Linked DNA regions of Homo sapiens: region 1 is linked to region 2. A link is an interaction called in ENCODE POLR2A ChIA-PET data of the cell type or tissue named here. Cell type or tissue: CD4-positive, alpha-beta T cell. All regions are shown on one strand. Links, peaks and the distances in the headings refer to the core of each region. The heading gives the core; the rest is flanking DNA.

Region 1 (15,671 bases), core at 7,298-9,797, 840 kb after region 2:
AGCTAAAGCTATGCCATTGGACCCAGACACAATGGCCTCTGTCTCTAGCTTCCCCCATTATAGCCACTTTCCCCTTTGGTTCTCCTTGCTGTGGATGAGTGCAATCACCTGTGGCCCTGTGCTTGTCCCAGGTCCTTCACATCCTTCAGGTATGTGCTGGGCACTGCTTCCTGAGGAAGCCTCCCTGGACTTCCAAGTCTGGGGCTCAGGGGCTGCTCACCTGGGCTCCAACTATCACACCTGCCATATTGCTTTGTGCTTACTGAATAATGCAGTGTGGGAAGGGAACTGCTGTGGCATGGCCCTGTGTGCCCTGATGAGTCTTCTGCAGGTGCAAGTGGTGAGCAGAGGTTGTCCACTGCACCATCTGTGTGAGTTCAGGTCACTGGCAGAGACAGGCAGGGTTAGCAATACGGGTGCCCGGCCCCTCGGCCAACGTGCCTAACACAGGTTCCCAGAGGCTGTGTCTCTCAACATGCCGTTAACAAAGCAGATGTTCTAAGGGGTTCTGCATGCTGCAGCCTCTGGGGGACAGTGTGTCACAGAGCCTTGCCTCACTGAGCCTCAGCTTCCTCATCTACAGAACGGGGCCAATAAAGCCAACAGGGCCTTCCTCCTTGGATGGTTGTGAAGATTGCATGAGATTAAATAAACTACATAGAAAGTGCTCAGAGAGGGGTGACCCCTCTTTTATGATTCATAACCAGTGCCAGAAGCCACGCCAGGACACATCTTGCCATTGGAAGTATGTAAAGTAATGGCACTGTGCTTCTGTGGACATCTCATTACGAGAATGTTCAGTTCTTGGGTTATATTAAGATGCGGTTTTCCTGTTGAAGCCTCTAAAGTCCCTTGTGGTTTCTCTGGGGTCCAACAGCCTGGATGCGAAAAAGAAAGAGCCCAGCCTGCTGCCCCACCCCGTGTTACTATGAGAATTGGGGAACCAGCCCCTGGGGACACAGATGCTATCACAAAGAGTCCCTGAATTGGCTTGCCACATTTAACGGATAAATATATAAGATACTCAGGTTCCTATATTTGATCTGGCAACCCTATTTCCAGAAGTGTGCTAGGTACTCTCACTTGTCTGAATAAGTAACATCTACTGCATATATATAGATCTATTTTTCTTTTTCTTTTCTTTTCTTTTTTTGAGACAGGATCTCACTCTATTGTCCAGGCTGGAGTGCAGTGGGGCAATCATAGCTCACTGCAGTGTCCACCTCCCAGGCTTAAAGGATCCTCCCATCTCAGTCTCCTGAGTAGCTAGGTCAACAGGTGGGCACCACCATGCCTGGCTAATTTCTAAATTTTTTGTAGAGACAGGATCTTGCTATGCTGCCCAGGCTGATCTTGAACTCCCGGGCTGAATTGATTCTCCTGCCTCAGCCTCCCAAAGTGCTGGGATTACAAGCATGAGCCACTGTGCCCAGCCTAATTATCTAATCTAAGCTTTTTGCCTACACACACACACACACACACACACACACACACACACACACACACGGAGAGAGAGAGACAGAGACAGAGAGGGAGAGAACTGAAAGAGGACCAAAAGAAGAATAAAGAAGAACAGTCCAGCTGGGTGCAGTGGCTCATGCCTGTAATCCCAGCACTTTGAGAGGCCGAGGCTGGAGGATCACTTGAGGTCAGGAGTTTGAGACCAGCCTGGCCAACACGGCGAAACCCCGTCTCTACTAAAAACACAAAAATTAGCTGGGCATGGTGGCATGCGCCTGTAATTCCAGCTACTCAGGAAGCTGAGGCAGGAGAATCACTTGAACCAGGGAGGCAGAGGTTGCAGTGAGCCGAGATCGTGCTATTGCACTTCAGCCTGGGTGACAGACGAAGACTCTATCACAAAAAAAGAAAAGACAAAAGAAACAGTTAAAATGTTTCTTACAACGCTAAATATACATTTGTCATAGCACCCAGAAATTCTATTCCTATGTATTTTACCAAGATAAATGAAAGCATATTCACATTGAAGTCTTGACATAAATGTTTGTAGTGATATTATTCATAATTGCCAAGAAAATATACAATTTGGCCGGGTGCAGTGGCTCACGCCTGTAATCCCAGCACTTTGGGAGGCCAAGGTGGGAGGACCACGAGGTCAAGAGATTGAGACCATCCTGGCCAACATGGTGAAAACCTGTCTTTAAAAATACAAAAATTAACTGGGCGTGGTGGCACGCACTTGTAGTCCCAGCTACTCGGGAGGCTGAGGCAGGAGAATCGCTTGAATCTGGGAGGCAGAGGTTGCAGTGAGCCGAGATTGTGCCACTGCTGGGAGACAGAGACTCCCTCTCAAAGAAAAATAAAAAAGAAAGAAAGAAAAAGAAATGCCACTTGAGGTGGCCACCTGTTGTCCAGCTACTCAGGAGGCTAAGGTGGGAAGATCGCTTAAGCCCCTGAGAGGTTGAGGTTACCGTGGGCTGAAATTGTGCCATTGCACTCCAGCCTGGGTGACAGAGGGAGACCCTGTCCCCCGACCCCCCCAAAAAAAAGAAGAAAGAAAAGAAAAGAAAAAAGAAAATATTAGAAATCATGTAGACAAATTAAGACTGTAGAATTTCATAAATACATGTTCTAATTTCCAATATAATTTCAACTACAGTAAGATGATAATCAGATACATTCCTTTTGGTGGTTGCTATTGCCGCACTCTTAGATATGAAGTGAACAGCTCCCTGAAATTCGCACTCTCTGGGCTTCTGGGAACTATATTTTCATCATTCTTTGGCTCCCGTCTGTGCTTTTCTGAGACATGCCTGTTCACACCCTTTCTTTCTCTTTTTTTCTTTTCTTGCTTTTTCTTCTTCTTTTTTTTTTTTTGAGACAGAGTCTCCCTCTGTTGCCCAGGCTGGAGTGCAATGGCGCGATCTCAGCTCACTGACGCAACCTCTGCCTCCCAGGTTCAAGCGATTCTCCTGCCTCAGCCTCCCAAGTAGCTGGGTCTGTAGGTGCCCACCACCTGCCCAGCTAATTTTCACCATGTTGGCCAGTCTGGTCTCGAACTCCTGACCTCAACTGATCCACCTGCCTCAGCCTCCCAAAGTGCTGGGATTACAGGCATGAGCCACCAAGCCCGGCCCCAAATTCTTAATTTTCTATTTCTGTTGTGTTTTTTTCTTATCAATGTGTGAAATCTCTTTGCATATAAAGGTACCAACCCTTCTCAGGCAACCAATTCATCTTTCTTTATTGCTTTTGTATATACTTCCCTGATAATTTATAAAATTATTCTGTTAGTTATATTTATTTTTATTATAAGATTTTTAACAGATGTTTATATAGTTTTTTGTTTGTTTCGTTTTGTTTTGTTCTGTTTTGTTTTTGAGACAGGGTCTTGTTCTGTCACCCAGGCTGGAGTGTGGTGGTGAGATCTCAGCTCACTGAAACCTCTGCCACCAGGGTTCAAGTGATTCTCCTGCCTCAGCCTTCCGAGTAGCTGCAATTATAGGTGCCCACCACCACACCCAGTTAATTTTTGTATTTTTAGTAGAGACAAGGTTTCTGCATGTTGGCCAGGCTGGTCTCTAACTCCTGGCCTCAAGTGATCCACCTGCCTCAGCCTCCCCAAGTGCTGGGATTACAGGCATCAGCCACTGCACCCGGCCACGTTTATATAGATTTTTATGTATTAAGTATTTCTGTGGTTTCATTCATAGCTTCTGGGTTTTCTGTCTTAGTTAAAACACACACACAACAATTTCAAAAAAAGCATGTTTTCAACCCTCAATTGTAAAAATAGCCTTGTAAATTCCTTCTATGATCTGTATTGGTTTATTGTTCACATTTCATCTTTAACCCAACTGAAATTATGTTGTTTTCTGCAGCACAGGAATATTTCACTCTGCCACGTCTCTGTCAAAAGTGGGAGAAAAGGCCAGGTGTGGTGACTCACATTTGTAATCCCGGCACTTTGGGAGGCCGAGGAGGAAGGATCACTTGAGGCCAGGAGTTTGAGACCAGCCTGGCCAACACAGTGAGACTACTCCAAGAAAAAAATAAGCGTGGTAGAAGGAAGGGCAAACCCGTGTCTCACACCCCATGGCCCTCACTAACTCAGGCTGCTGCCTGGCCCCTGTAAGCCTTCCGGCTTTCCACAAGGGTCGGTTTTTTTTCCTGTTTTGCTTTCTGTGGTCTTTCTGGCCAGAGGAGAAGCCATGGGGAAGTGCTGCCCCCACGTGGCCATCTCCATGATAGCAGCTAAGGCTGGAAGAAAAAGGCTTTTTGTTGTTGTTGTTTGAGATGGAGTCACTAGGCTGGATTGCAGTGGTACGATCTTGGCTCACTGCTATCTCTGGCTCCCAGGTTCAAGCGATTCTCCTGCCTCAGTCTCCCGAGTAGCTGAGACTACAGGCGTGTGCTACCATGCCCGGCTAATTTTTGGATTTTTAATAGAGACGGGGTTTCACCATATTGGCCAGGCTGGCCTTGAACTCCTGACCTCACGATCCGCCTGCCTCGGCCTCCCAGAGTGCTAGGATTACAGGCATGAGCCACCGCACCTGGCCAAGGCATCTTTTAAAGCTGAAAGCAAAATAGGTTCACAGGCCCCTGCTTAAAACCCTCCAGGGGCGGCTGATGCCTGTAATTCCAGCATTTTGGGAGGCCGAGGTGGGAGGATCACTTGAGCCCAGGAGTTTGAGATCAGCCTGAGCAATATAGCGAGACCCTGTCTCTACAAAAAATAAAATAAGGCCGGGCAGGGTGACTCATGCCTGTAATCCCAGCACTTTGGGAAGCCGAGGTGGGTGGATCACCTGAGGTCAAGAGTTCAAAACCAGCCTGACCAACATGGTGAAACCCCATCTCCACTAAAAATACAAAAAAAAAAAAAAATTAGCCACGTATTGTGGTACATGCCTGTAATCCCAGCTACTTGGGAGGCTGAGGCAGGAGAATCTCTTGAACCCAGGAGCCGGAGGTTGCAATGAGCCAAGACTGCGCCATTGCACTCCAGACTGGGCAATAGGGTAAGACTCTGTCTCAAAAGGACAAAAATAAAATAAAATAGCAAGGCGCGGTGTTGTATGCCTGTGGTCGCAGCTACTCCAGAGGATGAGGAGGGAGGCTGGCTTGAGCTTGGGAAGTCGAGGCTGCAGTGAGCTATGATCACACCACTGTACTCCAGCCTGGGTGACAGAATGAGACCCTGTCTCTCAGAAAACAAGAATAAAAACTTTATTTACAAAAGTAAGCATTGGGTTAAACTTGGCCTAAAGGTTATACTTTGCTGACCTGTGTTCTATTGCATATATTCTGCTGGACGTGATGGCTCACATCTGCAATCTCAGCACTTTGGGAGGCCGAGGCAGGTGGATCACTTGAGGCCAGGAGTTTGAGGTCAGTCTGGCCAACATGGTGAAACTCTGTTTCTACTAAATATACAAAAATTATCCAGGTGTGGTGGCACATGCCTATAATCCCCAGCTATTCGGGCGGCTGAGGCAGGAGAATCGCTTGAACCCGGGATGCGGAGGTTGCAGTGCAGTGAGCCGAGATCACGCCACTGCACTCCAGCCTGGGAAACACAGTGAGACTCTGTCTCAGAAACAAACAAACAACACCACAAAAGAAGAAGGAAGGAAGGAAGGAAGGAAGGAAGGAAGGAAAAAAAATCTCTCCAGCGGTACATACCCAAATGTTGAAAGCAGGGACTCAAAACAAATGTTTATACACCCATGTTCTTTTTTTTTTTTTTTTGAGATGGAGTCTCGCTCTGTCGCCCAGGCTGGAGTGCAGTGGCGCGATCTCGGCTCACTGCAACCTCCGCCTCCCGGGTTCAAGCAATTCTCCTGCCTTAGCCTCCCAAGTAGCTGGGACTACAGGCGAGCGCCACCACGCCCAGCTAATTTTTGTACTTTTAGTAGAGACGGGGTTTCACCATGTTGGCCAGAATGGTCTCGATCTCTTGACCTCGTGATCCACCCGCCTTGGCCTCCCAAAGTGCTGGGATTACAGGCGTGAGCCACCACGCCCAGCCTATACACCCATGTTCTTAGCAGCATGATTCACAATTACCAAAAGATAGAAATAACCCAATTATCCACCAATGGAATATGATTCAGATGCAAAAAGAAGGAAATTCTGACACCTGCTGACATGGATGGACCTTAAAGACATTACGCTGGGTGAAAGAAACCAGGCACAGTAGGACAAATCCTGTGTGATTCCACTTATAGGAGGTCCCTACCGTCACTAGATTGACAGAGACAGAAAGCAGAATGGTGGGTGCCAGGGGCTGGGGAGGGAGATGGGGAGCGAGGGTTTCATGGGGACAGAGTTTCAGTTTGGAGATGAGAAAGTGCTGGAGATGATTGCACAACAATGCGAATGCATTTAATGCCACTGAACTGTGCACTTAGAAATGGTTAACAAGGGCCAGGGGCGGTGGCTCACGCCCGTAATCCCAGCACTTTGGGAGGCCGAGGTGGGTGGATCACCTGACATCAGAAGTTTGAGACCAGCCTGGCCAACATGGTGAAACCCTGTCTCTACTGAAAATACAAAATTAGCTGGGCATGGTGGCAGGTGCCTGTAATCCTAGCTACTTGGGAGGCTGAGGCAGGGGAATCGCGTGAACCCAGGAGGTGGAGGTTGCAGTGAGCAGAGATTGCGCCATTGCATCCCAGCCTGAGCAACAAGAGAGAAACTCTGTCTCAAAAAAAAAAAAAAAAAAAAAAAAAAGGTTAAAATGGGCTGGGGGCAGTGGCTAATGCCTGTAATCCCAACACTTTGGGAGGCTGAGATGGGAGGATTGCTTGAGTCTAGGAGTTTAAGACCAGCCTGGGCAACATAATGAGACCCCTTCTGTACAAAAAATAATTAAAAATTACCCGCTCATGGTGGCACGCACCTGTAGTCCCAGCTACTCGGGAGGCTGAGGCAGGAGGATTGTTTGAGCCTGGGACATTGAGGCTGCAGTGAGTTGTGATCCCACCACTGCACTCCAGTCCAGGTGACAAAGACCCTGTCTCAAAAACAAACAAACAAACAAACAAAAACAAAGGGTTAAAATATAGAATTAATCATGTCTTTTGCAGCAATATGAATGGAACTGTAGGCTGTTATCATCTTAAGTAAAACAGTTCAGAAATAGAAAGTCAAATACCGCATGTTCTCACTTATAAGCGGGAATTAAATCATGTGTATACGTGGTCATAGTGCGGAATTTTAGACAGTGGAGACCCGGAAGGGGTAAAGGAGGAAGGGCGGGAGGGGTAAGGGATGAGAAATGACTTAATGGCTACAATGTACATTACTTGGGCGATGGTTACACTAAAGCCCAGGCTTCCTGCTGCGCAATCTATCCATGTAACAAAGTTGCCTTTATACTCCTTAAATGTATACACATTTTAAAAATCATTTTTTAAATTTAAAAAAATGGTTAAGGCCAGGCACGGTGGCTCACGCCTGTAATCCCAGTACTTTGAGAGGCCGAGGTGGGCAGATCTCTTGAGGTCAGGAGTTCGAGACCAGCCTGGCCAACAGGATGAAACCCCATCTCTACTAAAACTACAAAACATTAGCCAGGTGTCGTGGCAGGTGCCTGTAATCCCAGCTACTCAGGAGGCTGAGGCAGGAGAATTGCTTGAACCTGGGAGGCGGGGGTTGCGGTGAGCCGAGATCGTGCCACTGCACTCCAGCCTGGGCAGCAGAGCGAGACTCCGTCTCAAAAACAAACAAACAAAAAAGGTAAAAGGGTAAATGTTATGTTATGTGTCTTTTCCCACCAACGCAAGCAGTAAAGGGTAGAGCAGGTGGTGGCCCTCCCTGCGGGCTGGACGGGGTGGTGGAGGGGAAGGAAGGGAGCCAGGTGTGCACAGCCGAGGGGTGGCCTCTGCATTCGGCCTTAAGGCCAATATCAGGTGTCCGGGGCGCAGTGGGGACAGAGGCCAGGGTTCAGAGAGTGGGGAAGCGTGGACAGGAAGTGTGGACGGTACTCCCAAACAGCACAGAGTATTTCTACAGCACAGAAATATTTCACTCTGCTATGTCTCTATCAAAAGTGGGAGAAAAGGGCAGGTGCGGTGTGTCGTATTTGTAATCCCAGCACTTTGGGTCCTGTGACAGTCCTCCTCCGCCTGGCTCCAGCCACACCTGCTTCCTTCTGTTCCTCAAACACCCCAAGCTCAGTCTTGCCTCCAAGCCTTTGCCCTGGCAGTTTTTACCACCCAGAATAACTTTCCCCTAGATTTTTTTTTTCTCACTCTATCACCCAGGTGGGAGTAGGGTGGCACAATCTCGGCTCACTGCAGCCTCTGCCTCCCAGATTCAAGTAATTCTCCTGCCTCTGTGTCCCGAGTAGCTGGGATTACAGACAGACGCCACCACACCCGGCTAATTTTTGTATTTTTAGAAGAGATGGGGTTTCCCCATGTTGGCCAGGCTGGTCTTGAACTACTGACCTCACGTGATCCACCCGCCTCGGCCTCCCAAAGTGCTGGGATTACAGGCGTGAGCCCCCACGCCCAGCTAGACATTGATTTATATGCCTGACTTCTTCTGAGCTTACAGATCTCAGCTCAAATGGCCTTCCCTGACCTTCCCAGCTAAAGCATCAACCTCCCCCACCCACTCTATCGCATCACTCTGTTTACTTCCTGTTGCGGCAATTCACAGCACCTGAATTTATCTCCTAGGTGTGTTTCCTGATTCACTGTTTGCCTCCCCCAGCTGGAGCTCCTGCAGGGCGGGGGTTTGTGTCTGTCTTGTTCACCGTGATCCCACACCTGCCACAGTGCCTGGCATACAGTAGGTGCTCGATAAATGCATGTTGCCTGAAAGAAATAATCAACTGGTTACAGAATGGGTGTGTGCAAATCTGTGTATATCTGTGTCTCCTTGTGTTCTGTGTGTGTCTCGTTGGTGTGATTCTGGGGATGGCCCCACCTGTGTCCCCAGGGACAAGCGCGGCGCTATGGGCCAGTGAGTGTTTGTGGTGAGGGCTTTCCGGGTCTGTGTGTTAGTGATTTTGAGTGGTCCCGTGGCAACCGGTGTGCAAGTCAGTGTCTCCAGAGGTGTTCTCAGAGGTGGCCAGCATCTGCTCTTTTTTGTTGTTGTTGTTTTGTTTTTGTTTGTTGTTTAAGATGGAATCTCACTCTGTTGCCCAGGCTGGAGTGCAGTGGCATGATCTTGGCTCACGGCAACCTCCGCCTCCCGGGTTCAAGCCATTCTCCTGCCTCAGCCTCCCGAGTAGCTGGGATTACAGGCACATGCCACCACACCCGGCTAATGTTTATATTTTTAGTAGAAATGGGTTTTCACCACGTTGGCCAGGCTGGACTCAAACTCCCGACCTCAGGTGATCCACCTGCCTCGGCCTCCCAAAGTGCTGAGATTATAGGCATGAGCCACCGCGCCTGGCCAGCAGCATCTGCTCGTGTGTGTGTGTGTGTGTGTGTGTGTGTGTGAGTGTTCTGTGTGACTGTGGCTGTGAGTCCACATGTGTGTCGGGGTGTTTGTTGTGTATGTGTGTCTGCATGCCCATTCTGCATGTCCACATGACACTGCATGCTCCTGTGTGAAGTTGTGCCCATGAGCACACGTGTCTGTGTTTGCGTATCCTTGTGTGTCCTCTGGGTGTGTCCTTGAGCTTTGTGTTCCAGGAGCCTGCAGCCCTGTTGTGCAGCGCTGTTGTGCTCTGTTGTGCACGTGCATGTGTCTCGTGTCCTCTGTGTGTGGGGTGGCTCCTACATGTAGTTGTGCACACTTGTATCTGCCTCTGTGAGTCCCTGTGCCTATGTGTGACCATGTGTGAAGTGTGATTGTGCAGTATCCCAAAACCATCTGTGTGCACCGCTGTGCAGTAGTGTGCTGGTAAATGTTGAACCTCTCCAGTGGAGAGCACTGATTTATAGCATTGCCAGTCCTCATGGTGTAAATACTCTCGCCACAGCCAATTTCAAGTGATGCCACCGAACAGTGAGTCAGAAAGATATGGACAGCAGCAAACCATTATACAGTATTTCTACCAAACAGGTTCCATACACAAAAGCAACATCAAAAGCATAGATTATGAGGCCAGGTGTGGTGGCTCACACCTGTAACCCCAGCACTTCCGGAGGCTGAGGTGGGCGAATCCTCTGAGGTCCGGAGTTCGAGACCAGCCTGGCCAACATAGTGAAATCCCGTCTCTACTAAAAATACAAAAATTAGCCTGGTGTGGTGGGGGTCACCTATAATCCCAGCTACCTGGGAGGCTGAGGCAGGAGAATCACTTGAACCCAGGAGGCAGAGGTTGCAGTGAGCTGAGATTGCACCACTGCACTCCAGCCCGGGCAACAGAGCAAGACTCCATCTCAAAAAAAAAAAAAAAAAAAAAAAAAAAAAAAAAAGGAAAAGGAAAAAAAGCATAGATTATGGAAAATGCAGCAAAAATAATGTTAAAGTGATTAATTTAAATGTGGTAAAATAGGCATAACGTAAAATTTACCATTTTAACTTTCTTTAAAAAAAATGGGATTTCACTCTGTCACCCAGGCTGGAGTACGGTGGCACAATTATAGGTCACTGCAGCTTTGAACACCTGGGCTCAAGTGAGCCTCCCCGCCTCAGCCTCCGGAGCGGCTGGGACTGCAGGCAGGCACCACCAAATGTGGCGAAGTTTTAAATTTTTTGTAGAGTACTCACTCCAGTGACAGGCTGAAGCCAGCCCAAGAGCCAAGTTTAGTGGAGCATCATGGCTCATGCCTGTAATCCCAGCACTTTGGGAGGCCAAGGCGGGTGGACTGCTTGAGCCCAGGAGTTTGAGACCAGCCTGGGAAACATAATAAAATCCCTGTCTCTACAAAAAAAAAAAATTAACTTAGGCTGGGCGCCATGTCTCGTGCCTCTAATCCCAGCACTTTGGGAGGCCAAGGTGGGAGGATTGCTTGAGCCCAGGAGTTCGAGACCAGCCTGGGCAATATGGTGAGACCCTGTCTGTACTAAAAATACAAACCAAAAAAAAATAGCCAGGCGTGGTGATGTGTGCCTGTGGTCCCAGCTACTCAGGAGGCGGAGGTGGGAGGATCACTTGAGCCCAGGGGATGGAGGTTGCAATGAACCAAAATCACCCCCACTGCACTCCAGCCTGGATGACAGAGTGAGAGCCTGTCTCAAAAGAAAAATTATATATAAAAAATTATATATAAATTATATATAAGTCTATATATAATCCATATATAATTATATATAAAGTATATATAAATTATACATAAATTATCTGTAAACAAAAAACTTAGCCAGGCATGGTGGCATGTGCCTGTAATCCCAACTACTCAGGAGGCTGAAGCAGAAGGATCACTTGAGCCCAAGAGATTGAGGCTGCAGTGAGCTATGATTTTTCCACTGCACTCCAGACTGGATGACAGAATGAGACCCTATCTCTAAAAATAAAATAAACAGTTTTTTGTTGTTGTTGTTGTTGTTTTCTAAAAAAAGCCAAATCTGAGCATTTCCTATCAACTCCACACTCGGTGACATCACACTGGTAGGTGAAATCGGCCATGCTGGGGGTATTTACACCAGGAGAATTGGCAATGGCTACAAATCGGAGAGGTGGTTGTTAAACGTTACCAGCACACCATGTTGTTCCGCCAGCTTCCAGGTACCCATGTAACAATGTAGCCACGTGTGTTTCTGTCTCTCTGTGTGTACCCACCATGCTGGTGTGTGTCTGGGTGCCTGAGTCTCTACGGATACACATGACCTGCACGTCCCTATATGTTGCTGTCTATACACCCATGTGCCTGGGTGAGGCCCCCACACCCTGTTCCTCTTCAGCAGTTGGTTCCACAGGAAGCTGCTGGGGTGGGGGTTGAGGACGCTGGGCCTCCCTCCAGCTCCCCACCCCTCCTCCTCAAGACACCTGCATGCGCAGGGCTGAGGGGTGGGAGCAGGGCTCTCTGCCTCCAGAACCCCCATCCTCTGGGCTCTTTTTAGGCCCCTAGATTGGCCTGCAGCTGGGAGCAGAGTGGCAAGCATGCAGGCAGGCAGTTGAGAAAGAGGAAGTCGAGGTGCTATTGGGTCATTCTGTGGTTATCCCAGGCTCTACCCAGCCAGCGGTTCCCTTGGGCCAGCTCGAAACGCTGGCCGTAGGTCATGGGAGCTGCAGGAGCTGTTAGCCAGGCTAGGTGCCTGCAGGTTGAAGAACTGAGCTCTATCTGGTAAGTACTTATCCTGGGAAGTGGAGAGAGATGGACCCATCGGGACAGAGTGGCAGTGGGGTCTGGGAAGTCTAGGGGGACAGCGAGCAGACATACATCACTGTTTCTCTCCCCCTTGCAGTCAACTTGCTTCCTGAGTGGGTGGGGGAAGCTGTTTGACCCTTGCGTTCATTGTGCAGAGATCTGTGGTCATAAGAGGTCACCCCAGGGGACGGGGATCCTTGAGGGGCTGCTAGGTAAGAAAGGAGGGTGGAGGCCGGGCGCGGTGGCTCACACCTGTAATCCTAGCACTTTGGGAGGCTGAGGAGGGCGGATCACTTGAGGTCAAGAGTTGGAGACCAGCCCGGCCAACATGGTGAAACCCCGTCTCTACTAAAAATACAAAAATTAGCCAGGCGTGGTGGCGGGCAGCTGTAATCTCAGCTACTCGGGAGGCTGAGGCAGGAGAATGGCTTGAACCCGGGAGGTAGAGGTTGAAGTGAGCCTCTCAGTCTCAAAACAAAGAAAAGAAAAAGAAAAGCAAAGAAAGGACGATAGAGCTCCTTGTAGCCAAGGCCCTCCTGCGTGGAGACAGGAGACAGAGAATGAATGGGGGAGCTGGGGCAAAGGCTCAGGTGCCCTTTGCATCTTAAACTGCAGATTCCGGGCCCCCCAAGAACCTCCCTGTTGCAGATTCTGAATCCACTGTCAAAACAAACTCACACTTAAGGCTGATGGCTGACAACCAGCCCTGAGAAGGGTCTTGTCCTGATCTGAAATCATCCAGAGAGCACATCCCTCCACCCAGGCAGCCTTCCTCCAGGTGAGGGTTCTCCCCCTTGGGAGACATCCCCTGTCTCCTCTCGTGGCCCCTTCTTAGGGGGACCTCCTGCACCACCGCCTGCCTGGGACTGGGAGGGGTGGGGGAGGAAGGCTGCGGTTTCTGCTGGGCACACCCAGTCTGTTGTTTCCTGCCAGCCCCCAATGCTGCAGGGCAGGCTTCAGGCACCCTGAGGTCTAGGAAGGTGGCCCCAGAACCAGGAGGGAGTGAATTGAGCTAGAGTGGACAGCTGGGGCCAGAGAGGATGGAGCTAGGAAGTGACGCTGGGGGCTGATGCTCCAAGGCCAGGTCACCTGCAGTTCTGAGAAAAGAACATGACAACCAAAGGAGGTCAGGAAAGGGTTGCCCTCATAATCAGCCACATTTCAACTCCCTTGCTGTGACTGGGAGTCACTCTGGGAGGGCTGCTTGGTAGAGGCAGCCTTTTCATTATGCCTTGAAGAACCAGTAGATGGCAACTGCAAACACGTCGGTGCTTCTGGTCTGGGCTGTCTCCCATGCCTCCCTGGGCATCCCCTAGCCCATGACAAAGGGATGGGCATATGTTGATGCTCGATACTGTTGTAGATGACATGGTGACTGTGTTGGACAGCTGGGCGTTCAAATCCCAGTTCCCTGGCCTCTATGTGGCCTTGGGCAAATGACTTAACTGCTCTGAGCTTTCGTTTGCTCATCTGTTAAAAGGCTGTTGAGTTTTTTGGGGTGGGTGTGTGTGTGTGTGTGTGTGTGTGTGTGTGTGTGTGTGTGTGTGTGTGTGTTGGAGATAGAATCTTGCTCTATCGCCCAGGCTGGAGTACATTGGTGCAATCTCAGCTCACTGCAACCTCCGCCTCTCGGGTTTAAGCAATTCTCCTGCCTCAGCCTCCCAAGTAGCTGGGATTACAGGCACACGCCTCCATGCCCAGCTAATTTTTGTATTTTTAGTAGAGACAGGGTTTCACCATATTGGTTAGGCTGGTCTTGAACTCCTGACCTCAGGTGATCTGCCTGCCTTGGCCTCCCAAAGTGCTGGGATTACAGGCATGAACCACCTCGCTCAGCCTTTATGAAGTTTGGTCTGTGAGATCTTAGTGCAGTGTCTGGCACGTAATAGATCAGAAAACATTGTCAGCCTCACCTATGCCTTCATACTGACCTTGTCCCCAGGCCTTCCTTCCTGAGCAGTCCCACCATCTTCTGAAATGTTCTGGGTCATACCCATGGTGGATCTCAATCTGTAAGCAAGTCTGCTAGAGTGGACTTCTTTTGTTTGTTTGTTTGTTTGTTTGTTTGTTTGTTTTGAGATGGAGTCTTGTTCTATTGCCCAGGCTGGAGTGCAGTGGCACGATCTCGGCTCACTGCAAGCTCCACCTCCCGGGTTCACGCCATTCTCCTGCCTCAGCCTCCCAAGTAGCTGGGACTACAGGCGCCCGCCACCATGCCCGGCTAATTTTATGTATTTTTAATAGAGACGGGGTTTCACCGTGTTAGCCAGGATGGTCTTGATCTCCTGACCTTGTGATCCCCCCACCTCAGCCTCCCAAAGTGCTGGGATTACAGGCATGACCCACTGTGCCCAGCTAGAGTGGACTTCTTAAGGATCCCATCCAGCCATCCCTGTATCATATGCTACTGTATTTTCTCTCTGCCTCTCTCTCTCTCTCTTTTTTTTTTTTTTTTCTGAGACAGAGTTGCCCAGGCTGGAGTGCAGTGGCACAGTCTCAGCTCACTGCAACCTCCACCTCCTGGGTTCAAGCAGTTCTCCTGCCTCAGCCTCCTGAGTAGCTGGGATTATAAATGCATACCACCACACCTGGCTAATTTTAGTAGTTTTAGTAGAGACAGGGTTTCACCATGTTACCCAGGCTGGTCTTGAATTCCTGACCTCAGGTGATCCACCTGCCTTGGCCTCCCAAAGTGCTGGGATTACAGATGTAAGCCACTGCACCTGGCCTGTTGTATTTTTAATTCTAGCATCTTTATCTCCTGTAGGGCTGTTGCTATTGTCTGTGTTTCTTCTTGTTTTTTGGTCATGAGGTTCTGTCTTCTAGTATGCCTGGTAGTCTGATTAAATGCCAGGCCTTGTTTGTGAAAAACTATAGGGATAATTTGTGTCTCTTTATGGTGTCATTTTCCTCCATAGAGCGTTTATTTTTGCTTTGGGCAGGCAGTTAGAGAAAGGAAAGATCACTTTAATCTGATTGTGACCTATGCTGACTTGAAGATGGATTTTGCTCTCGGTGAGGGCTAGTCTATGTCTGGTCCCTCCTTGCTCCTAGGGTGTAGTCTTTTAGGGGTGGCAATCACCTCCTCTTTTTGGGCCCTGAATTCCAATGTTTATTTCCCCAACATAAGATTGCTAAGAGCTACATTCAGGTTCTCAGGCTTTTTCTGGTCTGCCTCCCACTCACTCAAGAACTGTGTTCAAATCAACAACTTGTTTGTGAGGGAAAAGCATTACATTATGTCCTTCTCACTTTCCTAGGTTTCCTTTTTTTTTTTTTTTTTTTTGAGATGGAATCTCACTCTGTCACCCAGGCTGTCGTGCAGTGGCATGATCTGGGCTCACTGCAAGCTCCACCTCCCAGGTTCACGCCATTCTCCTGCCTCAGCCTCCCGAGTAGCTGGGAATACAGGTGCCTGCCACCACGCCCGGCTATTTTTTTGTATTTTCAGTAGAGACGGGGTTTCACAGTGTTAGCCAGGATGGT
Region 2 (15,671 bases), core at 6,953-9,452:
ATTAATTTATTTATTGAGGGTGAGGCAGGGAAGCGGGGAGGGAGGGTAGGGGTGACCTCTCTTCCTCACAGGCACCAGGCCTTGTTTCTCTCCCAGATAAGCTAAGGTCGGCAGGGGCTGAGGGGAGTGAGGCAGGGAGGATGCATGGGGCCTGTGGGAATCAGAGAGAAGCTGGGGTCAGAGGTAGGAGCTGACGCTGTGGGGGGTGGGGGGTGAAAGGTGAGGCAAGGTCAAAGGTGAACTGCAGCTCGGAGGGAGGGGTCCAATATAAACCAGGACTTGCAGGTGTAGAAGTAAAATGGGACTCATAGAGGGTGAAAGAGAAGTTGGAGTCAGAGGGGATTCAGAGATCAAAGAGAAGTTGGGGTCAGAGGTAGGAGCTGGGGCTCAGGTGGGGGGTTAAAGGTGAGGCAAGGTCAGCGGTGAAGTGCAGCTCAGAGGGAGGGGTCAAACATAAACCAGAACTTATAGGTCTAGAGGTAAAATGGGATTCATGGGGGGCAGAGGTCAAAGGTGAAGCAGAAGTCAGGGGTGAAGGAAGGTCTGCAAAGTTAAAGGTGCGGTTTCCAGAGTCAGAAGGGGTGAAGCGGGGCTCCTCCTGGGAATGTCAAGGTTGGAAGAGCTCAAGGGGGTTAAAGATAAATTAGGGCTCAAAGGGGAGCCAGGGTCGGAGATGAAGTAGCCAGAGGTAAAGCGAGCTCCAAAGGTATTGTTAGGGTCAGCGGGGAGTCAGCCTTGGAGGGAAAGCGGGGCTCTAGGGTTCAGAGATGGGGGGCCTAGCGGATCAAAGGTCAGAAGCCTCGAGGGGACAGGTGGGAAGCGATGGGAGCAGCCTAGGCCACCTCCTCCTCCGCCTCCTCCTCGAACTCGCCCTCCTCGGCCGTGGCGTCCTGGTACTGCTGGTACTCAGATACCAGGTCATTCATGTTGCTCTCGGCCTCGGTGAACTCCATCTCGTCCATGCCCTCGCCCGTGTACCAGTGCAAGAAGGCCTTGCGCCGGAACATGGCCGTGAACTGCTCGGAGATGCGCTTGAACAGCTCCTGGATGGCCGTGCTGTTGCCGATGAAGGTCGCGGCCATCTTCAGGCCGCGGGGCGGGATGTCGCACACGGCCGTCTTCACGTTGTTGGGGATCCACTCCACGAAGTAGCTGCTGTTCTTGCTCTGCACGCTCAGCATCTGCTCGTCCACCTCCTTCATGGACATGCGGCCCCGGAACACGGCGGCCACGGTCAGGTAGCGGCCGTGGCGCGGGTCGCACGCCGCCATCATGTTCTTGGCATCGAACATCTGCTGGGTGAGCTCGGGCACCGTCAGGGCCCGGTACTGCTGGCTGCCCCGGCTGGTCAGGGGTGCGAAGCCGGGCATGAAGAAGTGCAGGCGAGGAAAGGGAACCATGTTGACGGCCAGCTTGCGCAGGTCGGCGTTCAGCTGGCCCGGGAAGCGCAGGCAGGTGGTGACCCCGCTCATGGTGGCCGACACCAGGTGGTTGAGGTCCCCGTAGGTGGGGGTGGTCAGCTTGAGGGTGCGGAAACAGATGTCGTAGAGTGCCTCGTTGTCGATGCAGTAGGTCTCATCCGTATTCTCCACCAGCTGGTGCACAGACAGCGTGGCGTTGTAGGGCTCCACCACCGTGTCTGACACTTTGGGCGAGGGCACCACGCTGAAGGTGTTCATGATGCGGTCTGGGAACTCCTCGCGGATCTTACTGATGAGCAGCGTGCCCATTCCGGACCCCGTGCCACCCCCCAGCGAGTGGGTCAGCTGGAAGCCCTGAAGGCAGTCGCAGCTCTCGGCCTCCTTCCGGACTACGTCCAGGACAGCGTCCACCAGCTCTGCGCCCTCCGTGTAGTGCCCCTTTGCCCAGTTGTTGCCGGCTCCGGATTGGCCTAGAGAGGGAAGGGGAGGGGACACACATGCAGTTATGGGGAGCCCCAACCCTTGACTCTGTCTCTCCACCACCTGGAGGGCCTCTAGTAGTTGAATACTAGTAACTATCAAAAATAATAACAAATAGCCGGGTGCGGTGGCTCACACCTGTAATCCCAGCACTTTGGGAGGCCGAGGTGGGCGGATCACGAGGTCAGGAGATCGAGACCATCCTGGCTAACACGGTGAAACCCCGTCTCTACTAAAATTACAAAAAAAATTAGCCGGGAGTGGTGGCGGGCGCCTGTAGTCCTAGCTACTCGGGAGGCTGAGGCAGGAGAATGGCGTGAACCCAGGAGGCGGAACTTGCAGTGAGCCGACATTGTGCCACTGCACTGCAGCCTGGGCAACAGAGCGAGACTCCGTCTCAAAATAATAATAATAATAATAATAATAAATAATAACAATTATAGCCAGGTGTGCTGGTGAGCGATCGTAGTCCCTGGCTACTCGGGAGGCTGAGGCAAGAGAATTGCTTGAACCTGGGAGGAGGAGGCTGCAGGTAGCCAAGATTGAGCCACTGCATTCCAGCCTGGGTGACGGAGTGAGACTCCATCTCAAAAACACACATACACACAAAACACTCCCCCGCCCCCTGCCTAAAAAAAAACCAAGACTGGGCACAGTGGCTCATGCCTGTAATCCTAACACTTTGGGAGGCAGAGGTGGGAGGATTGCTTGAGCCCAGCAGTTCAAGACTAGCCTGGGCAACCTAGTGAGGCCATGTCTCTACAAAAAAAAAAAAAAAAAAAAAAAAAAAAAAATATATATATATATATATATATATATATATATATATATATAAATTAGCCAGTCATGGTGGTGGCACACCTGTAGTACCAGTTACTAGGGGGGCTCAGGTGGGAGATTGCTTGAGCCCAGGAGTTGGAGGCTGCAGTGAGCTATGATCACACCATTGCAGCCTGGGAGACAGAGCAAGACCCTGTCTCTAAAACAAATAAATAATAACAATAAAAAGATTAATATTTAACATCATTATTAATAATAATATCATTTTCAGGCAGGGTCTTGGTATGTTGCCCAGGCTGGAGTACAGAGGTGCAATCATGGCTCACTGCAGCCTTGACTTCCCAGGTTCAAGTGATCCTCCTGCCCCAGCCTTTTGAGTAGCTGGGACTACAGGCTTATGCTACCAGATCTGGCTAATTTTTGTATCTTTTTTTTGTAGAGGTGGGGTTTCGACATGTTGCCCAGGCTGTTCTTGAACTCCTGAGCTGGAGCAATCCACCTGCCATGGCCTCCTAAAGTGCTGGGATTACAGGCGTGAGCCACCATGCTTGGCCTGTGTTTTCTTGTTAATCATGTTTATTGTCTGCAAGCTCACTGTGGAATGCAAGCTCCCGGAGGAAAAGAATCAGTATTAGAATATTGGCCAGGCGCAGTGGCTCATGCCTGTAATCCAGCACTTAGGGAGGCCGAGGCGGGCAGATTGCGAGGTTAGGAGATCGAGACCATCCTGGCTAACACAGTGAAACCCTGTCTCTACTGAAAATACAAAAAATTAGCCGGGCGAGGTGGCGGGCGCCTGTAGTCCCAGCTACTCGGGAGGCTGAGCCTGCAGTGAGCCGAGATCGTGCCACTGCACTCCAGCCTGGGCGACAGCAAGACTCCGTCTCAAAAAAAAAAAAAAAAAAAAAGAAGAATATTGGCCAGGCGTGGTGGCTCACGCTTGTAAACCCAGCACTTTGGGAGGCCGAGGCGGGCGGATAGCGAGGTCAGGAGATCAAGACTATCCCGGCTAACACGGTGAAACCCCGTCTCTACTAAAAATAGAAAAAATTAGCTGGATGTGGTGGTGGGTGCCTGTAGTCTCAGCTACTCGGGAGGCTGAGGCAGGAGAATGGCGTGAACCCAGGAGGTGGAGCTTGCAGTGAGCCGAGATCGCGCCACTGCACTCCAGCCTGGGCGACAGAGTGAGACTTTGTCTCAAAAAAAAAAAAAATGGAATAAAAAAAAGAATATTGGCCGGTATTACTGTGAACAGCTAACGTTTTCTTTCACCCCTCATCTGTCTCCACCTTAGTTCAGCTCCAGCATCACCCTCCTGGATAAGTTCAATTCCCTCTGTCCTGGTCCCCTGGCTCCTACCCTTATCACCCAGTCTGTCCTCTCCACAGTACCCACGAGAGGACACCTGAGAGCAAGTAAGTCAGGTCCCGTCCCTCCTCTGCCTACAGCCCTCCATGGCTCCCACCTACCTTGGGGTCAAAGCCCAAATCCTCCCTGCAGGCCACAAGGCCCTGCCGGACCTGCCCCATCCCCTCCCTCACTCTGCTTCAGCCGCAGCTGTTACTCCAGCTTTCCAGGTGTGGTCCTGCCCTGGGGCCTTTGCACTAGTGGCTTGGCTGCTTAGAATGCTTTCCCCCCAGGTATTCACCTGACTTTTTCCTCACTTCCTTCAGGTCTCAGCTCAATGCCACATCCTCAGAGAAGCCACCTCTGGTCACCCCCTCCCTCCTCCTCCCGAGCCTGGTGGTTTAGACTGCAGATTCTCGGGACTGACAAGACAAACTGTGTGACCTTGGACAAGTGACTTCCCCTTTCTGATCTGTTGGAAGATTTCAAAACATAATGATGCAGTTTTGTGGCCGTGGCCCATCATAGGTCCTTGGGAAATGGCTGGGTGAAATCAAGATGAAATGAGATTGGCCAAATGGTGTGAGTGATTTCAGGAGGACCAGAGGGCTTACAGTTGGGCCAAGAGATTCTATGGCCTCTGGGTGGCCAGGGGGTGGGAGGAGCATTAAAAGTGTGGGCTCAGACCAGGCGCGGTTGCTCATGCCTGTAATCCCAGCACTTTGGGAAGCAGAGGCAGGCAGATCACCTGAGAGGTCAGGAATAGGAGACCAGCCTGGCCAACATGGCGAAACCCCGTCACTATTAAAAATACAAAAAATTAGCTAGGTGTGGTGATGCATGCCTGTAGTCCCAGCTACTCGTGAGGCAGGAGAATCGCTTGAATCTGGGAGGTGGAGGTTGCGTCACTGCACTCCAGCCTGGGCAACGGAGACTCCGTCTCAAAAAAAAAAAAAAGCGTGGACCTAGTAGTCAGACCCTCTCCTCTGGCTCCTGACAGCCCCAGTGGCTTGCAGTGTGACTTTCTGCAAGTGACCTAACGTCTCTGTGCCTCTGTTTTCTCACCTGTAAAATGGAAGTAAGAGGCGAGTTGCGGAAAAGATTCAGAGAGGCAGGACAGGTCCTGCATTTAGCACGTCTTACATGCTGGGAGTATTGGAGGCGGGTGGAGCCAGGGTGGGGACATGCAGCCAGCTGGAGCCAGGAAAGCTTTCCCGGAAGGATTGTCCCAGGGTGTGGACACCCCACTATCTTCACATATGCTGTTGCCTCCGTCTTAAACATCTTTCCTCCCTTCCATGCCCTTTGGCCAGTCCAAATCCTACTCACATTCTAGACTGCAGATAGTAATGAAAACAACGACAAATGCTTATTTACCTCTTTCTCTGTGTCAGGCATTGTTCTAAACTCTACACATATTCATGACTTTAAGCTTCACAATTTTTTTTTTTTTTTGGAGACGAAGTTTCACTCTTGTTGCCCACGCTGGGGTGCAGTGTCATGATCTTGGCTCACCACAACCTCTGCCGTTCAAGCAATTCTCTTGCCTCAGCCTCCCGAGTAGCTGGGATTACAGGCATGTGCCACCATGCCTGGCTAATTTTTTATTTTTAGTAGAGATGGGGTTTCTCCATGTTAGTCAGGCTGGTCTCAAACTCCCGACCTCAGGTGATCCACCCGCCTCGGCCTCCCAAAGTGCTGGGATTACAGGTGTGAGCCACCGTGCCCACCCTGAGCCTCACAATTCTAATAGCATTTTAGAATCCCTGTTTTATTTGATCTTTTTTAGAGATGGGGTCTCACACCATCGCTCAGGCTGGAGTGCAGTGGCACCATCATAGCTCATGGCAGCCTCAACCTCCCAGGCTCAAGTGATTCTCCTACCTTAGCCTCACGAGTAGCTGTGACTACAGGTGCACACCACCTCACTCAGCTAATTAAAATTTTTTTCTTTTTGTAGAGACAGGGTCTCACCATGGTGCCCAGGCTGGTCTCGAACTCCTGACCTCAAGCTCTCTTCCTGACTCAGCCTCCCAAAGTCCTGGGTTTATAGGCATGAACCACCATGCCCAGTGAAATCCCTGTTTTAAAGACGAGGAGGCCGGGCAAGGTGGCTCATGCTTGTAATCCAGCACTTTGGGAGCTGAGTTGGGTGGATCGTTTGAGTCCCGGAGTTTGAGACCAGCATGGGCAACATAGAGAGACCCACCTCTCTACAAAGAAAACTAAAAAATTAGCTGGGTGTGGTGGTGCATGCCTGTAGGTCCAGCTACTTGGGAGACTGAGGCAAGAGGATCACGTGTGCCCAGAGGTGGAGGTGACAGTGAGCCGTGATCATGCCACTGCACTCTAGCCTGGGTGACAGCAGGACAGACAGACCCTGTCTGAAAAAAAAAAAAAAAAGAGGATTTTTGAGGCCCAGAAAGGCTGAGGAGCCCATCCTAAGTTATCCATCTGAATCAACCCCTGGCAGAGCTTTACTTATTTATCTCCTTTGTGGCCTATCACCTTCTACCAGAATGGGAGCTGCACTGGGGCAGAGAGGGAGCTCCGGCTGTTTGATTCTTACCTGGATCTCCAGCTTCTAGAACAGGGCCTGGTATGCAGTGAGTGCTCACTGTTTGTTGAATGCATGAAGTGGCAGAATTGGGATGTGCACCCAGGCAGTCTGGTTCCGGTTCAGACCGTTGAATTAAAATGCCACCTCCTCCAGGAAGACTTCCCTGAATCCTTCTCTGTATCCGCCCTCCTCAGGGCTCTCACAGTGGCCTGAGCATCCCCTCATCACAGCCCTGGATGCAGGGCTGGTGCCTGGTGCCCTGTCCACCCCATCTCTGGTCTGTGGGCCCCGGTGGTGGCTGTTGACTCTGTGGTGTTAGCAGGAATAAGGAGGTTTTCCAGCCTCTGGCTCCCTGCTGGGGGACTCACCAAACACGAAGTTGTCCGGCCGAAAGATCTGACCGAAGGGGCCAGAACGGACAGAGTCCATGGTGCCGGGTTCCAGGTCCACCAGCACCGCTCTGGGGACATAATTTCCTCCTGCAGGGAAACAGATGGAGGGCAGTTCGATGCGTGCCAGGAACCACAGGCGCCCGGTAGCATCCTGTTCCCTCCCAGCTGCCCCTTCCCACCTGGAAGGTGCCTCCTTCGCCCTACCTGTGGCCTCGTTGTAGTACACGTTGATCCTCTCCAGTTGCAGGTCACTGTCCCCATGGTATGTGCCTGTGGGGTCGATGCCATGTTCGTCACTGATAACCTCCCAAAACTAGAGAGAGAGGTGGTCGGAAGAGTTGAGAGAGGGGAAGCCGGTGGCCAAGCCGAGGACTGCCCCCAGCCCCCAACTAGCTCCCTAGCTGCCACCTCTCCCCCAGCAAGGTGAACGGGGGACCTAGAGGCATGGTGTCGGGGCGAGGATGAGGCAGCAAGAAGGAGCGGTGGGGGCGGGGTGCAGCCGAGTCAGCACCCAGCGGGGCCGGCTGGTGCCAGCGCACCCAGGCTGCAGCCCGGGGGAGGCACCGGGGCTCTTTGTGCGTGAGGAGGGGACAGTGGCCCAGCTGTGGGCCCAGCTGTGACAGGCGGACAGAAGGCTGGCTCCCACTCTCCGCAGCCTCTTTGTTCCCAGTCTGGCCCTGCCACCCCCACCCCGCGACCCTTCCCCCAAGGCCCCTGGGGCGCGCTGGCCTCCTGGGGACCTCATTCCTTTCCAAAGACTCCCAGGTTGCGGGGTGCTCCGGGGACCGACCCCGCGGTGCTCCCCGGGGCCGCCACTGCCTCCCCGGGCCCCGTTCCCCGAGCACCTTGGCCCCGATCTGGTTGCCGCACTGGCCGGCCTGCAGGTGCACGATCTCCCGCATGGCGGTGGCGCTGAGGGTGGACGCGGCGGCGGTGGCACGAGCGCGGGGAGCTGCGGCGGCGGCGAGGGTGGAAGATGCGGCGGAGACGGCGGAGCACGGTCCCTGCGCCCCCGGGAGCCGCTATATGAGCGGGCGGGGCACGCGTCACGGCCGGTCACCCTCCCGCTCCGCCCCTTGGTCCCGCCCCGGGATGATGGAGGGGGCTGGGGTGGGGGGAGGTGGTGCAGGGACCTCCCTCCCCAGGGGGCCTCCCAGAGAAGTCCGGGACGCCACGTGCTCCGACCCCTGCCTTGGGGGTGAGGCCCCTTAGGGAGCCACCAGTGCAGTCTCCCCCGTCCCAGCCCCCAGCCAGGCTTGGCCACCCGCAGAAATTGGGCGGAGGAAGGGAGGGGAGCGCCTGGTAAACAGGCATCTGAGAAGTCCTGCCCCTCCCCCTTAGCCTCCACCCTCCCGCCCCAGGCCTTGCCTCAGTTTCTCGGTCCGCAGCCCCCCTTCTCATTCTATTTAGACCTCATTCGCCAGAATCCTTGCAGTAACCGCGAGCCCTCCCAGTGGGCTGGGGGCTCCGGAGCGGCGATCTGGTTTGCGGGTGGGGGGCGGTAGGTTCCTGGAGGGCTTGTCCTGAAGCTGCATAGTAAAACCACGATTTTCCTCCCATGATTGGGTGCAGATGCTGGTGGGCTCCCCTGGTACACCTCTACTGGGCATTGAGCTCGTCCCAGGTGGGGTCACCCCCAGCCTGGCCTAAGGAGGAGAGTGGAGGAGTAAGACAGCTGGGTTCATATTGGGAGGGGGACAGTGAGTCCCCAGGGCTGCCTCGCTTTCCCAAAATAACACCCCTCCTCTCCAGTATTGTAATTTATCTTTATCTATATCTATACCCTTTTTTTTTTTTTTTTGAGACAGAGTTTCGCTCTTGGCGCCCAGGCTGGAGTGCAATGGCCCAATCTCGGCTCACTACAACCTCAGCCTCCCAGGTCCAAGCGATTCTCCTGCCTCAGCCTCCCGAGTAGCTGGGATTACAGGCATGTGCCACCACGCCCGGCTAATTTTTTTGTATTTTTAGTAGAGACAAAGTTTCTCCATGTTGTTCAGGCTGGTCTCAGACTCCTGACCTCAGGCCATCTGCCCACCTCTGCCTCCCAAAGTGCTGGGATTACAGGCGTGAGCCAACGCGCCCGGCCTATATATATATATTTTCGGACAGGGTCTTGCTCTGTCCCTCAGGCTGTAGTGCAGTGGCATGCTCATAGCTCACTGCAGCCTCAATGTCCTGGGCTCAAGCAATCCTCTCACCTCAGCCTCCCAAGTAGCTGGGACTGCAGGTGCATGCCATCACGCCTGGCTAATTTTCAAGATTTTTTGTAGAGATGGGGTCTCGCTATGTTGTCCAGGCTGCTCTCCAACTCCTGAGCTCAAGAGATCCTCCTGCCTCAGCCTCCCAAAGTGCTGGGATTCCAGGCATGAGCCACTGCGCCCAGCTCAGTATTATAATTTATTACCCACCATCTCCCTTGCCTCTGCATTTCCTGTAGCATTAGGTGTATGACCTTGCCCTGGTGCTCCTCTCTGTGTCTGAATTTCACATTTGCAAGTTGGGGTGGTGAGGAAGGCCCACCCTCCAGGGTCTGATTATGCGATGACCCAGTTAACAAGGTGGCGATAGTCTCCCCTCCTGCAGAGTCAACAATAAATTGTATCTTTCTCGAGTCTAAGTATTATCAGAGGCTGGACTGGACTTCCTGTGCTGCCCCTCATGTGAAGGTCAAGCCTCCTGGGGCTGCTTCCTTGGACAGCCTCCAGTCCCGCCCTCCCAGGAAGTCTCCTCCTCGCCTCCCATCCTTGACTTTCCCACTCAAGGACTTTGGTGTATTGCTGGTGGGAGGTGGGGTAAGCCATCTTGGCCATGTGGTTGGGACCTCACATTTGCCATGGCCACTAATTTTTTTTTTTTTTTTTTTTTTTTGACAGAGTCTTGCTCTGTCACCCAGGCTGGAGTGCAGTGGTGCCATCTCGGCTCACTGCAACCTCTGCCTCCTGGGTTCAAGCCATTCTCCTGGCTCAGCCGCCCCAGTAGCTGAGATTACAGGTACGTACCACCATGACCAGCTAATTTTTGTATTTTTAGTAGAGACGGGCTTTCACCATGTTAGCCAGGCTGGTCTCGAACTCCTGACCTCGTGACCTGCCCACCTTGGCCTCCCAAAGTGCTGGGATTACAGGCGCGAGCCACCGCGCCCAGCAAATTCTTTTTTTTTAATTTCTTGCCCTGTCATCCAGGCTGGGGTGCAGTGGCATGGCCATGGCTCACTGCAGCCTCGAACTCCTGGGCTCAAGTGATTCTCCCACCTCAGCCTCCCGAGTAGCTGGGACTACAGGCATGCACCAATATGCCTGGGTAATTTTTGTATTTTTTTGTGGAGATGGGGGTCTTGCTATGTTGCCCAGGCTGGTCTCCAACGCCTGAGCTCAAGCAATCCTCCCACCTCAGCCTCCCAAAGTGCTGGGTTTACACATGTGAGCCATCGTGCCCTGCCCAATGACCACTAAATTTGACCAGTGGCTCTCAACAGCGTGTGTGTGAGAGTGTGTGTGTGTGTGTGTGTGTGTGTGTGTGTGTGTCGGGGGGGCGGGGGAGCGGTGATATTGCCTTCCCAGGGAACACTTGGCAATATCTGAAGACATTTTTGGTTGTCGTACCCAGATGGGGGCGGGGATGTGTGTGTGAGACTATGTGTGCACTACTGGCATCTAGTGGGTGGAGGCCAGAGATGCTGCTGAAAGCCCTTCAGTGCACAGGACGGCCCCACCCCAGAGAATGATGCAGGCCCAATGTCAACAGGGTTGAGGCTGAGAAATCCTGTGTTAATTATTTTGGGAAAAAATTTGTGTTAGCCCCTTCGCTCACACTAGATGCCAGAATAAATTCCAGAGGGGCTAGACCTTATATGGGTTTGGTGGGGCGATCCCTTAGCTTCTGTGACTTATATACTCTCTCTCCCTCAACTCAGTTAGTATGTGTGTATGTATGTTTTTATCTTTTTAGCAAGCTATTTTTTTTTTTGAGATGGAGTTTCGCTCTTCTTGCCCAGGCTGGAGTGCAGTGGTGCAATCTCTGCTCATCTCAACCTCCGCCTCTTGGGTTCAAGCGATTCTCCTGCCTCGGCCTCCCGAGTAGCTGGGATTACAGGCATGCACTGCCACGCCCGGCTAATTTTGTATTTTTAGTAGAGACAGGGTTTCTCCATGTTGGTCAGGCTGGTCTTGAACTCCCGACCTCAGGTGATTCCCCTCACCTTGGCCTCCCAAAGTGCTGAGATTACAGGCGTGAGCCACTGCACCCGGCCGCCATTTTTTTTTTTTTTTTTGAGACAGTTTCACCCTGTTGCACAGGCTGGAGTACAGTGGTGTGATCATATCTCACTGCAGCCTTGACCTCCCAGGCTCTGGTGATCCTCCCACGTCAGCCTCCTGAGTAGCTGGGACTACAGGTGGGCACCACCAGGCCTGGCTAATTTTTGCATTTTTTGTAGAGACAGGGTCTCGCTATGTTGCCCAGGCTGGTCTCAAACTCCTGGGCTCAAGTGGTCCTCCTTCCTGTCAGGCCTCTGAGCCCAAGCTAAGCCATTGTAACCCCTATGACCTGCTCGTATACATCCAGATGGCCTGAAGCAACTGAAGATCCACAAAAAAAGTGAAAATAGCCTTAACTGATGACATTCCACCATTGTGATTTGTTGCGGCCCCACCCTAACTGATCAATGTACTTTGTAATCTCCCCCACCCTTAAGAAGGTTCTTTGTAATTCTCCCCACTCTCAAGAATGTACTTTGTGAGATCCACCCCTGCCCCCAACACATTGCTCCTAACTCCACCGCCTCTCCCAAAACCTATAAGAACCAATGATAATCCCACCACCCTTTGCTGACTCCTTTTTCCCACTCAGCCCGCCTGCACCCAGGTGAAATAAACAGCCTTGTTGCTCACACAAAGCCTGTTTGGTGGCCTCTTCACACGGACACGTGAGACACTGCCTTGGCCTTCCAAGGTGCTGGGATTATAGGTGTGAGCCACTGCGCCTGGCCAGCAAATGATTTTTTATTTACTCGCATAGTATAGCTCCAATAGGAAAGTAATTTGGCTTAGCACTCTTTACAGCTCCAGCACAATCTTGAAGGCATCCTAAGGTTTCTCTGACCCACACCTAACAGTGGCTTTAAAAAACGGCCGGCCGCGGTGGCTCACGCCTGTAATCCCAGCACTTTGGGAGGCCGAGTTGGGCAGATCACGAGGTCAGGAGATCGAGACCATCCTGGCTAACACGGTGAAACCCCATCTCTACTAAAAATACAAAAAAAAAAAAATTAGCTGGGTGTGGTGGTGGGCGCCTGTAGTCCCAGCTACTCAGGAGGCTGAGGCAGGAGAATGGCGTGAACCCAGGAGGCGGAGCTTGCAGTGAGCCGAGATTGCGCCACTGCACTCCAGCCTGGGCGACAGAGTGAGACACCATCTCAAAAAAAAAAAAAAAACAAAAACCCTCCAAAACCCCTCCCCACCTATACTTCTTTTTTTTTTGGAGACGGAGTTTTGCTCTTGTCGTCCAGGCTGGAGTGCAGTGGCACGATCTCAACTCACTGCAACCTCTAACTCCGGGGTTCAAGTGATTCTCCTGCCTCAGCCTCCTGAGTAGCTGAGATTACAGGTGTGCACCACCACCCTCAGCAAATTTTTGTATTATTGGTAGGGACAGGGTTTCACCATGTTGGCCAGGCTGATCGCAAGCTCCTGACCTCAGGTGATCCACTCGCCTCGGCCTCCCAAAGTGTTGGGATTACAGGCGTGAGCCACCACGCCTGGCCCCTATGCTTCTTTTTTCTTTTTTATTTTTTTGAGACGGAGTTTCGCTCTTGTTGCCCAGGCTGGAGTGTAATGGTGCGATCTCCGGCTCACCGCAACCTCTGCCTCCCAGGTTCAAGGGATTCTCTTGCCTCAGCCTCCTGAGTAGCTGGGATTACAGGCATGTGCCAACACACCTGGCTAATTTTGTATTTTTAGTAGAGACGGGGTTTCTCCATGTTGGTCAGGGTGGTCTCGAACTCCCAACCTCAGGTGATCCACTAGCCTCAGCCTCCCAGAGTGCTGGGATTTCAGGCGTGAGCCACCGCACCCGGCCGCGGCCCCTGTGCTTCTTATCTTGCTCACGAATATCTGAAAGTTTGAAGATTCTTCCAGCTTTAAAAGCAGTTATGTGGGCTGGGCGTGGTGGCTCATGCCTGTAATCCCAGCACTTTGGGAGGTTGAGGCAGGTAGATCACTGAAGACCAGGTGTTTAAGGCTGCCCTGGCCAACATGGCGAAACCCCTGTCTTTACTAAAAATACAAAAAGTAGCTGGGCATGATGGTGCGCACACTTGCAGTCCCAGCTACTCAGGAGGCTGAGGCATGAGAATCACTTGAACCCAGAAGGCAGAGGTTACAGTGAGCTGAGATTGTACCACTGCACTCCAGCCTGGGTGACAGAGAGACCCTCTCTCCAAAAAGAAAAAAAAAAATTGATCTCTCTTTCTGAGGTCCATAAAACCAGGAAAAGGCCTGCCTCCTTGTTGGTGTGATCTGCCTGTCATCTGGGGCTGGGGCAACGTTTCCACCCTCTCTGTGAGCCTCGAGAAATTGTTGACATACACCCCAGCTCCTCATCCTCCCCGAGGGGACAGAGAGGGCCCACTCTGCCTATTATTAATAATAATAGTGCTGTGTAGACCAGATCTATGGCCAGATCTTGTTTTCAAGTGCTTGCTGTGTCAGCTTGTGTGTGTGTGTGTGTGTATATATATGTGTGTGTGTATATATATATGTGTGTATATATATATGTGTGTGTATATATATATAATTATTTTTTTAGGTGGAGTCTCACTCTGTCTCCCAGGCTGCAGTGCAGTGGCCCTATCTCAGCTTATTGCAACCTCCACCTTGGCCTCCCAGTGCTGGGATTACAGGCATGAGCCACTGCACCTGGCCTTGTTTATATTTTACTTATTTATTTACTTTTTGAGACAGAGTCTCACTGTGTCACCCAGGCTGGAGTGCAGTGGCCTGATCTCGGCTCATCACAACCTCCACCTCCCGGGTTCAAGTGGTTCTCCTGCCTCAGCCTCCTGAGTAGCTGGAACTACAGGCGCCCACCACCACGCCCGGCTAATTTTTGTATTCTTAGTAGAGATGGGGCTTCGCCATGTTGGCCAGGCTGGTCTGCCAATGTGCTGGGATTACAAGCGTGAGCCATGGCACCTGGCCAGCTTGTTTATATTTTTAGCTGATGAAACCACAACCTAGGAGGTAGTTGCTGTTCTATGCCTATTCTACAGATGAGAAAATGGAGGCCTAAGGAAGTTGAGTATCTCACCTGACTGTCCCATACTGTTGAGGCTGGGAATAGAGTCAAAAGAGCCCCGCATTCCAGGTCCAAAGACCCTGCTCTTTATCGCTACAGGATGTTGGAGTTACTTTGTTATTTGACTTTTTTTGTTTTGTTTTTTGTTTTGAGGCAGAGTCTTGCTCTGTCACCCAGGCTGGAGTGCAGTGGCATGATCTTGGCTCACTACAACCTCTGCCTCTGGGTTCAAGTGATTCTCCTGCCTCAGCCTCCTGAGTACCTGGGATTACAGATGCACACTACCACACCCGGCTCATTTTTGTACTTTTAGTAGAGACGGGGTTTCACCATGTTGGCCATCACACCAGGCTAGTCTCAAACTCCTCACCTCAGGTGATCTGCCCACCTTGGCCTCCCAAATTACTGGGATTACAGACGTGAGCCACCATGCCCATCCAGTTATTTGATCTTAAAAAAAAAAAAGAGGCGGGGTACAGTGGCTCATGCCTGTAATCCAAGCACTTCGGGAGGCCAAGGTACGTGGATTGCTTGAGCCCAGGAGTTTGAGACCAGCCTGCCCAACATGGTGAAACCCCGTCTGTACTGAAAATACAAGAATTAGCCGGGCATGATGGCAGGTGCCTGTAATCCTAGCTACTAGGGAGGCTGAGGCAGGAGAATTGCTTTAACCCGTGAGGCGGAGGTTGCAGTGAGCTGAGATTGCGCCACTGCACTCCAGTCTGGGTGTCAGAGCGAGACTCTGTGTCAAAAGAAAAAAAAAACAAAAAAACCCAAAAGGCTGGCAATCCAGTGAGTTGTCTTTCAGGAGGAAAATGTTGCTGGTGTTGAGGCAGCCGTGTGACTGTCACGTGCTCCGTGGCCTGGGCCTCTCCGTGTCATGTGTCTGCCCACCACGGTGCCCGGTGTTCCCGGCTGGCTCTGATGTGTGCTGTCAGCTTCCAGCATCGGAATGTATGCTGTCTTTGTGTACTTGGCCTGTGGGTCACTGGCCCTTTTCCCAAGGTCCTTGCCACCCCTTCTCCCCGGCCCCTCCTTCCACCTCCCCACCCAGACGGTAGAGTCTGATTTCCTTTTCCTCTGCCAGGGTGGAGCCCAGCCCTGGGCATTGACACAGCCAGCATGGGCCCTCTCCAGCTAGAGGCAGCGGGAGACAGAGGGTTGGAACGGTTACTGTTCTGAGACAGGGATGCTGAATGAGTCTTAAGAGAAGCCCTCCCAACTCCAGGGACACACACAAGCTCTGTGGAAGCCGTGCCTGGCACTGTTGGGACCAATTATGGGGTGGGGGGTGCTGGAAGGGGTGGGGAGGGGGACAATGGAGCATTCTCTGGCCTTGCTGGGCCTACTGCCACCAGATACCCCATGCAGTACATCCCGAAGAAGGCATGTTCAGAA

Evidence for each region. Peaks named below come from ENCODE experiments on the same cell type or tissue, not always from the same donor. Only the 100,000 strongest peaks of a DNase experiment are listed, where the experiment ranks them.
Region 1: POLR2A ChIA-PET joins it to region 2 with 5 read pairs; 1 of 35 experiments calls an interaction of 5 or more read pairs at or near these places.

What each region holds. Positions count from the first base shown.
Region 1 is chr19:7,337,081-7,352,751 of GRCh38, forward strand. It overlaps ARHGEF18 (Rho/Rac guanine nucleotide exchange factor 18), which reads left to right and starts at 11,857. Exons shown (of 29, transcript NM_001367823.1): 1 at 11,857-12,161. RefSeq lists enhancers at 581-690, 4,092-4,201, 4,262-4,331, 7,804-7,873. In CD4-positive, alpha-beta T cell, for the core only: no CTCF peak of the experiment used is centred there; DNase peaks (open chromatin) are centred at 8,601 and 9,511; H3K4me3 peaks cover 1,884 bases; H3K27ac peaks cover 1,862 bases.
Region 2 is chr19:6,494,331-6,510,001 of GRCh38, forward strand. It overlaps TUBB4A (tubulin beta 4A class IVa), which reads right to left and starts at 7,979. Exons shown (of 4, transcript NM_006087.4): 1 at 7,826-7,979; 2 at 7,185-7,293; 3 at 6,957-7,067; 4 at 1-1,891. The coding sequence starts at 7,882. The coding sequence ends at 834. RefSeq lists silencers at 7,496-7,605, 7,776-7,955, 7,966-8,235, enhancers at 10,363-10,502, 12,464-13,375 and a cis regulatory region at 10,380-10,857. In CD4-positive, alpha-beta T cell, for the core only: CTCF peaks have their summits at 7,859 and 8,085; DNase peaks (open chromatin) are centred at 7,485 and 7,901; H3K4me3 peaks cover 1,158 bases; H3K27me3 peaks cover 1,325 bases.